Regions from separate parts of the Homo sapiens genome. Here region 1 is linked to region 2. A link is a loop called in an ENCODE intact Hi-C map of the cell type or tissue named here. Cell type or tissue: natural killer cell. All regions are shown on one strand. Each heading gives the region's core, and the rest is flanking DNA. Links, peaks and the distances in the headings are about the cores only.

Region 1 (5,381 bases), core at 173-5,172, 370 kb after region 2:
TGGTAATTATGATTTTTTAAACGACTAGATGGAAGGCAGTCAAAAACAAATTTTAGTCTCTTACTTTTCAATTTGTTAGAACCACTTTACTGTCCATATGAAGGCTTCTTTTCACGCCTCAATTGTTCTGGGCCAATTTAAGAAAATTAAAAATTTGGCAAAGGGATTGACTTGAAAAAGAAGGGTTAGAGTAAAAACATACTTAAAGGCTGTGGCCACACGTGGTTCAAGGCTTGGCAGCTTACCCTGTAATTTGATATGAGAAAAATATTGGGAGGAATGGGAGAAAGCCAAAATTATTTACAGCTGGAATCCAAATAAAATCAAACCTATGCAATGTGTGGGCTGTATTTATACTTGTCTTTATCTATTATTAATAACCAAGTCAGCGTGTAGCATAATACTTGGCACACAATTTTATTGCTCTGAATTATGGGGCAGAAATGATTGCCTGGAATTATGAAAAACAGGCCTCAGGGAGCGCATATTAAAACCAGGGATCTATACATATGTACATACATACCCAACACTGACACAATAGGTTAAGAGCAGCACCAAATTTATGGATAAAGTGCTAAGGGGCCACAGTCCAAGGAAACCCAATCTTTCATTCTTTCTTTCCCTTGTTCAGGCACTGTTTTATGTCCTATGGATACAGTTATGGAGATGACAGACAGATCCTAGCTCTGATGGAGTGAAAGACAGAGGAGAGTTGGGTGGGGAGAGAGAGAAAGAGAGCAAGCAGTGGAGTGGGCAAAGGGAGGGTGACACGTAATACAAATAAATGACTGAACCAGAAAAGATTATATAAGTGCTCTGTTGTAAGTTGATGGTAGCCCCCCAAAAGGTTATGTTCACACCCTAACCCCCAGAACCTGTGAATGTGATCTTATTTGGAAAAAGAGTTTTTGCAGATGTTATTAAATTAAGGATCTTGAGATGAGTTCATCCTGGATTATCTGAGTGAGCCCTAAACCAAATGATAAGTGTCCTTATAAGAGACACAGAGAAGACACAAAGAAAAGAAGGCGATGTGAAGACAGGGGCAGAGATTGAAGCTAGGAAAGGCCTGAAGCCTCCAAAAGTTGGAAGAGACAGGGAAGTCTCTCTTTGGGTTCCATGAAGGCAAGTGGGCCTGACAGCACCTTAATTTTGGACTTCTGGCCTCCAGAACTATGACAGAATAACTTTAACTTTCTGCTGTTTTAAGCCATGAAGTTTATGGTCATTTGTTACAACAGCCCTAGAAAACTAATACAGGTTCTAAAGGAAACAAAACAGACTGAGGGTCACTGTATGCTGGGGGATCTCACAAGGTCAAAAGACATTGAAACATAAGCAAAGCCCACATCCAAGGACCCTGATGTGGCTTGGCTGTGTCCCCACCCAAATCTCATCTCAAATTGTAATCCCTATAATCCCCATGTGTGGAAGGAGGGACCCAGTGGGAGGTGATTGGATCATGGGGGTGAGTTCCCCCAGGCTGTTCTCCTGATAGTGAGTGAGTTCTCACAAGAGCTGATGGTTTCATAAGGGTCTAGCATTTCCCGTTTGCACTTCTGTCTCCTGCCACCATGTAAAGAAGGTCCTTGCTTCCCCTTCGCCTTCCGCCATGATTGTAAGTTTCCTGAGGCTTCCCCAGCCGTGTGGAACTGTGAGTCAATTAAACTTCCTTTGTTTATAAATTACCCAGTCTCAAGTATTTCTTTATTGTAGTGTGAAATGAACTAATACAGACCCCCTCACGGGGACATGAAAAGGGCCTTCCTCTCTTATTGCCAGGTACAGTTTTGGCCAGAAATGGACGCCTGCTTTTGCTGTCTCCTCTCACTTCTGTCCCTTTCCTGCACAGGGTCCTTCCCTGTCGCTCTGTGGGGCTGGCTTCCTCCCTCCGGTCCCCTCATCCTTCATTCCAACAAATGGACCCAGAGCCACGGCCCCACCAATCAGAGAGCCCTGCCACACAGACCACCCAATTGGCCCAGGAATGGGTGTGTGACTCGGGCCAGGCCAATCAGCGTTCTCCCTGTGGATTTTCTCCTGGAGCTCTCTGAAAAGACAAAGTCTTCCCACTCCAGGGCCGAGCTGATGGGATGTGGCTCTGGGGCTGTGATCCCCTGACAACAGTCTTTTTAGCTACATGACCAATAACTTTCCTTCTCTCCCTTTTTGTTTAAGTAATCCATTCTCAGTCACTCTTGCTTATAAATCAAAGGGCCCTACACTAATTTGAGGCTCTGTCCTGGTAACCTAGGCCAGACCACACGTGGCCTGCAGGATTTGTTTTGTGTAGCCTGGACAAAAGTTAACAGGAGGACCTACTTCTCCAAAGGGACCCTGCCTCCATCTTTGTGTCCCCTCCTGCTTCCTTCTTAGCCTGCTAAAGGAGTAGGAGCTGGGCACCTTACTGTCAAAGCCATGGAAGAGGAGAAAGGAGCAAACCAAAAGGAAAAGAGTAAAAGAATCAAAGCCAACAGAACATCCAGACCATCAATTTCTTAACATTGTGCCCCAATTTTGTACCTGGCCTCAACCCAATCAGTGTTGCACCTGTATCAGCCTCCATTATTTGCTGTAAGAGCAGAACTGATTCTGGCTGATTCAGGCTGACAATGAATTTATCAGAAGGCTGGAGAACTGGGCTCAGAAAACTCACGAGAACTGTGGCAGAATCACAACCAAAATCAGGCCACAGAACCAGGTGGGTCCAAAGGCTCCGCCGCCCCCACGGTCAAAGACTAGACATCGCTTCTTCCTTTGACCAGAGCAATGCTGACCACGTCCTCTTCCCACCCAAAAGAAATCCGCCGCATTCTTGAGTGTGAACATCAAAACTCCAGGTGAGACTAGCTGACTGTCCAAGTGTAAGTCATAAGCCCAAGTCACGGGAGATGGGGATGGGACATCTTTCAGGTGAGCTCTGCCTCCCACCAAGACTCCTATGGGGGAACTTTCTAAGCATTAATTAACTTTTAAATATCTACCATGTCTTCTCTTGGGGTGAAGCAGAGGGGGGAAAAAAGGGTTTGGCGATTCGGCCACAGTAATTTACATAGTGTTACAACAGTGCCCTCTAGTGACAGACTTTTGATAGGGTGAAAAGCAAGGTAAATAAGATACACATCCCATAAAAAATCCTGCTGAAATTCAGTCCTGCTTAATTCTGTGAATTAGATCATTGCACAAAGCAAGAGAAGATTCCCAAATGCAACTGCAATCCCGTGAGAGGACATAAAGGAACCATGACTTTTAATGGGTGTTAGCTTGAATTAACCACCGTCAGTGCCCGCAGGAACTCAAACAGCCCTATACAATGAGAATGACAGCATCATTTCTGCTGTGACCCTTGAGAATCGCTTGACCGAAGAGAAAAGCTGCTCCTTAGAAGCCCCCACATCCCCAGATCCCCTCATTTGAGCTGCACTCAGGGCTCCTGCAGTGATTCTGGCTGGTGGAGCCCTGTGAAGCCTGAACAAGCTCTAGGATCTGGCTCACAGGACATGACTGTGGGACCAACAGAGGAGGCCCAAACCTTGGGGGTGAGCTTCAGATAGAGCACAACAGCACAAACCATGAAAGACATGTGCAGTGATGCTTGTACACTAATAAGGACGAGATGAGGAAGAAGCCACTGCTGCTGTAATAGCTCTGCAGCCAACAGGCAAACTAGGAAAAGTACATACCTGAGAAAAGCAGAGAGGGCTCTCTGGAGTGGGCCCAGAACTTGGGATACAAACATGAATGATATAGTTCATGTCTGCTATGGTCTGAATGTTCCCCCCCACCACCCAGAATTCATATGTTGAAGCCTAGCCCCCAGTACGATGATATTTTGAGGTGGGACCTTTGGGAGGTGATTGGGCCATGAGTGTGGAGTCCTCATAATGGAAGTAGTGCCTTTAATAGAAGAGGCACCAGGGAACTAGCTCTCTCTGTCTCCCTCCACCACATGACGACACAGTGAGAATGTGGCCATTTGCAGGCCAAGAAGAAAGTCCCCATCAGAACTGGACCATACTGGCAGCCTAAATGCAGATGTCCAGCCTCCAGAACCATAAGAAATAAATTGCTGCCCAGTCTATGGTTTTCTGTGATAGCAGCCTGATATAGTTTGGCTGTATCCCTATGCAAATCTCACCTTGAATTTTGGGTCCTATAATTCACATGTGGGAGGGTCCTGGTGGGAGGTGATTGAATCATGGGAGTGAGTCTTTCCCCTGCTGTTTGCGAATATTTAATAAGTGTCACGAGATCTGATGATTTTATAAAGGGGAGTTCCCTTACACAAGCTCTCTTGCCTGCCACCATGTAAGACGTGATTTTGCTCCTCATTCACCTTCCATTATGATTATGAGACCTTCCCAGCCATGTGGAACTGTAAGTCCATTAAACTTCTTTTCTCTATAAATTACCCAGTCTCAGGTATGTCTTTACTAGCAGCGTGAAAACAGACTAATACACAACCCAAACTCACTAAGACTATATCTTACTTTCTGGCTTCCAGAGAATGGAAGCCTCTTCCACATTCCTATTCCTTGCTGTGCATTTGTTGAACAAATTATTTGTAAAAGCAGCTACTCTGGTCCTGACATTGCGCTAGGGCTTGGGTGCCAGGGTTGTTTTAATAACGTGTCAGCTGGTCAAGCCCCTGCAGCAGGGATTTTAACTTGAAACTCCATGACAACAAGGAGTCCACCAGGCAGGTCTGGGCAGAAAGCTCCAGGCAGATGGAACAAGTGGGGCATGCTTGAGGAGCAGAAAGGAAACCAGGGTGACGCCAGTTTTGTGTGTGCACAGTGTGGAGGCAGCGTGGACCGCGTGAAGCTCAGGTCACTCTTCTTGCCCCCCTCTTCCTAATAGATTGAAGCCAGGCTGTTAGGCTAGTGGTCAGAGACACAGACACTAGCCTGACAGCCTCGCTTCCAATCCTAACTGTGCCCATGACTCATTGCACAGTCCAGGATTAGGCTCTAGACCTCTCTGTGCCTCAATTTTCTCAACTGTAAAGTTCGGATCATCACAGCACCTACCCCACAGGACTTTTGTGAAGACCAAAATGTTCAAGAGAGTGCCTCGCATGTGGGAAGTGCCAGATAGCTCTGTCATCAGTATCAACTCTAATTCAGTATTATTGTCTCTCCTTAGAATTATTATCCTCAATATAAACAGACACTTTTCAAAAGAAAACATACATGCGGCCAACAATCATATGAAAAAAAGTTCGACATCACTGATCATTAGAGAAATGCAAATCAAAACTGCGATGAGATACCATCTCACACAAGTCAGAATGGCTATCATTAAAAAGTTAAAAAATAACAGATGCTGGTGAGGTTGTGGAGAAAAAAGAACGTTTATACACCATTAATGGAAGTGTAAAT
Region 2 (5,381 bases), core at 88-5,087:
TACATGAGCTTTATAAAAATCCTGCCTCTCAGCACCCTGCTCTGTTCCCCAGTTTTTTAAAAGATGAAAAGTTAGATTTGCTCTGGAATTAAGTTAAAGCACTCAAGGGCCTTTCTGCCGCCAGCACATCCTAGAACAGGCTTCGCTGAGCATGAACTCACCACACCGGAACACGGAGAGCTGGGCCAGCATTGGCACTTGATAGGATTTCCCGTCGGCTGCCACGAAAGTGCGTTTCTTTGTGTTCTCGGGTTGGAACCGTGATTTCCACAGACCCTTGAAATACACTGCGTTGACGAGGACCAGTCTGGTGAGCACACCATCAATAAGATCTGGGGACAGCAGATTGTCAATCATATCTGTGAAGCCAAAGAACAAACAAGGGAAAAATAACCTCAGGACTGGTGGCCGGCTTGAGGGCAAATGGCAGCTGTCATCAGGTAGACTGAAAAATCAAAGGATTTTTAAGGAGTGTTAAAGAGAATCTTCTTAAACTACCCTTTTGTACTTTCTAGGTTCCCCTCCCCCACTAAATATTAAAGTTAAAAAGAAGTTAAAAGAGAAACAGAAAAGACTTTAGAAACCCCTAGCTAGGGGTTACAAAACTTTTCATCAAGAAATTCTTTTATTATCAATTCCCTGCAAGTCCAGGCTTTAAAAAAATCTTACTCATCCAAATAAGCTACATTTGATAATGAATTATTTCTTCTTCTTCTTTTCTTTTTTTTGCCAATAAATGACTGATAGTAAGGGTTTCTGGTCAGTACAAGATAAACAATTTTGTTTTGTTTTGCTCCACTTGGTTTAATTCAATCCCAGTCAAAAATAAACACTTCAGCCTGTATGTTATTAAGGGTGAATGCTTCATTTCTCTTAAGATTTTAGAAACATCAAACATTATTTTGGAATCTCTGGGTATCACAAGGCCTCCTAACTGCTTAAAGAAGAAAGGAAACAAAAAATCAGTGTCTTTGTTTATGGGTCAGGCATCAAGCAAGGTGCTAATATTAGAGACAACAGAAGAGAGGATTTTGAATGTTCCCACCATAAAGAAATGAGAAACGTTTGAGGTAACTGAAATGTTAATTACTCTAATTTGATCATTACACATTGTATACATGTATCAAAGCATTACCACTGTACCCCATATATGTACAATTATTATGGGTCAATGAAAAATAAAATAAAGCCCAGGCACAGTGGCTTATGTCTGTAATCCCAGCACTTTGGGAGGCCGAGGAGGAAGGATCACTTGAGGCTAGAAGTTTGAGACCAGCCTGGGAAACATAGCTAGACCCCATCTCTAGAAAAAATAAAAATTAAAAACATATTAGCCAGCTGGGTATGGTGGCATGCACCTGTAATCCCAGCTACTTGGGAGGCTGAGGTGGGAGGGTCGCCCGAGCCCAGGAGTTCGAGGCTGTGTTGAGCTATGACTGCACCACTGCACTCCAGCCTGGGTGACAGAATGAGACCCTGTCTCTAAAAAAAATAAGATAAAATAAATCTTTAAAAAGACAGAAAAAATTAAGGTCTGTCCTAGAACTCCTAATTTTGAAGGAAAATGCTCTTTACAAGACGTTGGGAATGGTCCGTCTTACTTGTATCAGGAGTGAAGGAGTGAACACAATTCTTCTCATTTCAGGATGCTTCCAAAATGCTACCCGTGGCTGAAAGAGCCTTCCAAAATGCTACCTGTGGCTGAAGGTTTGGTCTTCCAGTTAGCTTCCTTTTATTATACAGTTATTATACAGTTAGCTTCACAATTATTCTGAGGTCTTTGAAGGTTCAGTTGTGTGTGTGTCTGTATGTATGTGTGTTTTTAAATAGGGATCAGTAATGCCCAAAGCTATTAAAACTTAGTTCACTGCATTATTAGCTCAAATATATGTGTGTGTGTGTGTGTGTGTGTGTGTGTATGTGTGTATGTGTATAAATACATAATATAAATACAAGTTATACTACTTTAAATGGTGAGAGTAAAACCAACAGCTTTTGAAGAAGCAAGAATATCTAATTCAGGGGTGAGAGTATTAAGTCCTTTTAAATGAAACTCAAGAGGATTCTGATGTACAGTAAACAAGTGTTTACATAAATCATGATAAATAAACACTGAAGTTTCCCACAGCGTGCTGCTAAGACAGTTCCATCACCACTCACTACTTCCACAAGGGGGCACTAACGCCACCTTAAGTCAGGACAAAGAAGGAAAATATCTAAGCCATAAACAGACATCATTCAACTCAACACAAAGCTGGCTGCAAACAGACTGTCCTGTGGGAGCGAAGTTAGAACTTTATGCCATCCCACTAGCAAGCTCATAATTGACTTCCTAATAGTGAATGTTGTTTCTTGCCTCTGCTGGGAACATTACCCAGTTCAATTCCTACTTGCCTTTAAGACATAGCTCAATGGTCCCCTGGACTTCTAAATCTTCTCTGATCATCCTCGCCACCTCCTAAGAGATGTCTCTGCTCCCGATTTCTGTAAAGCCCAATGCCTGGCCCCACCATGACACCTGCAGTATTTTATTCTAGCCAATTTTAATGTGTCTGTCTCCCTCAGCTACACTGAGACCTGCATGAGACTCTGCCATTCACTTTTTGCTTACTCCTAGCACTACATGGAGCATACAGGCAGTGCTCAATAACTGTCTGTAGAAATGTCCTTAGCCCCTTTTTACAGAGACAAATAATGCCTCCAACTGCCCCTGGGAGGACTAAGATATAATAAGGGGACATGAAGAAATAAAAAGAAAATGCATAGTTTAGAGGCAAAGAGGCACATGGAAACCTGCCATCAGTAACTGCCACAGACATGCATCTATCATCCGTCCGTCCATCCATCCATCCATCCTTGGATACCTACCTGCCTACCATGTGCCTGGTACTCTCTTAAATAAGAAACCAAGAAGGAAATCTGGTCTCAAAAACTACGAATGAGAGAGAGGTGCAGGCTGACATAAAATAACTTGGAAAAGTATACAGCTGCAATTTAAATAAATATCTGGAAGTGGAATTACTCAAGGCTATGGAGGGCTAAGAAGGTGACCTGACCTAGTTGGTGAGGTCTGAGATGGACAGTACCTCAGAAATGGCTATAAAAATAGCTCACACTGGTTGAACATTTACTAAGTGCAGAGTCCTTTGCTAAATGCTTTCTATGTATTATTCACATCCTCACACCAGCCTTAATTGTTGTTAGAATTATTTGAATAGGTATCACTATTACATCTCTCCATTTTACAGACGAGAATGCTGATGCAAAGCAAGCTTAAATAACTTGCCCAAGGTTATACAGGTAGTATGTGGCAGAACCGAGATTCAAACTCAGAATGTGTGCTTTTAATGTTCATGCCTGCCACTCATGGTATGGTACAGAAATGAGTTGGCCTTAACCAGGGAAGAGGGAGAGAAGGCAGCAGGAGTGTATGTGTGCGGTTCTCCAACAGGAGACAGGATGGTGGGTAAGGGGACTAGGAAGAGGCCTGTGTGGCTGGAACATAGAGTACAAGGATGAGTGAGTCTGCAGAGGTCAACAGGCCAGACCCATCCCTGATGGGTCTCCTCCTGCAAAAGGCCTGCGCGTTGGGCTCTCCCACTCTCTGTAGGGAAGGAACTATCATTTCCGTGAGACAGACCCAGCAACCTTCCAGACACAAACAGTTGAGCTCCAAGTCACTTCTGAGCTCTACCATGTGGTCATGTACCTTTCAGTGGGGGCAGTTCACCCCCAGGTAAAGGCAGTTTGGAATTTGGCAGGGATGTTTTTAATTGAGTGGGCAGTGGCCAGAAATGCTATCTGTCCTGCAATGTTCAAAACAGTCCCACCCAATGAAGAATTGTGCTGCTTCTCCCGTGGCTTTTCAATACCCCACCGGATCTCTGCATTGGTAGGACACCTACTTATAATTATCTGAGCCCAGAACCTCGTTCTTTTTCGTGTGTAAACACAGGGTGTTTTGGGTTTTTTGTTTTTGTTTTTGTTTTTGTTTTTGCATCCTTTTCATGTATGCTGAATTTGCCAGGAATGTGAGTCCCACGCAAATCAAGCAGAGCCTGTGCTTTGTTTTGTTCAGAAATTTATCAAAAGTCTTGCACCGTTTCAGAAAAAATTGCATCAGCAATAGTTAACACAGCTCATGTTTATGAGTCACCAGGACAACATGCCTGTCTCTGTCTGCTTTTGTAGCTGTCAATTCACAATTATTCTGAGACTCTGACTACTTTATTACGTATTTGAGTGTAGTTGTACCCAAGGGTTTACCTATTGAACTACATATATACATTTCTTTTGTTTTCCTTTGTATTACAGTTTGGCACTGTCTCAAATTTTTAAAAATTTGTGTGTGTGCATAGAGTAATATGATGTATGAATTTCATTTCAGAATAGTAAAGAGAGTATTAAAAATATTTGTTACAAACGGAGGAGCTGGGGCTGACAGGGCTGCAAAGTGCTGCAGGAGTCTCCATGCTTCTTCCCAGCACACGTGGGGGTTTTCTCCAGGTGCTCTGAAGACTGTCACATGGTCTAACTAATGTGGTTTAATATTGCCATTCTACAGATCAAGGCAGCGGCTAAGAGGACAAAATGACATGTCACAGTCACACAGCCTCCAGCCACAGAGTCAGGACCAAGAACCAGTCCTGAGGGCGTCTGCTTCTGACCACTCTTCACAAGCCTACAGATGCCAGACACCTGGAGACTCCACTGAACACCCTCATGTGTGCTGACCTCCCGATGGTTTATGGTTTTAGGAAGGGCGCCCAGACTGCATGGTCCAGGCCCCACTGAGAAGGGACGCCACGAATTTACCCAAGTCACCTGGGGTCTCCTCCACCCTCCCTGGAGCCTTCTTTGTCCACCTCTTCACTAGTTCTGCTAATGGGTCTCCAACATCTGGGTGTGTAAGAATGGTGATGGGAGGCAGAGGCAGACTGGGAGTTGCCAGCCACTCCCTCGGCGATTCCAATGCAGTGGGCTGGGCTCCAGGGATCTGCCTTCTCAACACATAGCCCAGATAATTCTGATGCAGGGACACCAGTAACCACACTTTTAAGAAACATAGCCTGAAAGGCGACAGTTTCCCTAGGTTTTGTCTTTGGGCTTCTTCTTCCTATTGACTCTCTCCCTTCTATGAAAAAAGGCTCTATAGCCAGGCACAGGGGCTCATGCCTATAATCCCAGCACTCTGGGAGGCTGAGGCGAGAGGACTGCTTGAACCCAAGAGTTCGAGACCAGCATGGGCAACACAGTGAGACCCCACCTCTTCAAAAAATAAAAAAATTAGCCAGGCATGGTGGCGCACACCTGTAGTTCCAGCTACCGGAAAGGCTGAGGTGGGAGGATTACTTGAGCCCAGGAGGTTGAGGCTGCAGTGA

What was found. Hi-C counts contacts between places; a loop is a spot of excess contacts. Peaks named below come from ENCODE experiments on the same cell type or tissue, not always from the same donor. Only the 100,000 strongest peaks of a DNase experiment are listed, where the experiment ranks them.
Region 1: a loop joins it to region 2, with 4 times the contacts of the local background. A loop is called at or near these places in 18 of 110 quality-filtered maps.

Annotation. Positions count from the first base shown.
Region 1 is chr2:224,366,142-224,371,522 of GRCh38, forward strand. No RefSeq gene overlaps it. Among named protein-coding and RNA genes, the nearest start is that of FAM124B, 33 kb to the right of the region's middle. In natural killer cell, for the core only: CTCF peaks have their summits at 3,104 (motif pointing left) and 3,305; a DNase peak (open chromatin) is centred at 3,050.
Region 2 is chr2:223,991,642-223,997,022 of GRCh38, forward strand. SERPINE2 (serpin family E member 2) reads right to left here. Exons shown (of 9, transcript NM_001136528.2): 4 at 162-359. Among named protein-coding and RNA genes, the nearest start is that of MRPL44, 37 kb to the left of the region's middle. In natural killer cell, for the core only: CTCF peaks have their summits at 2,185 (motif pointing right) and 2,384; a DNase peak (open chromatin) is centred at 2,170.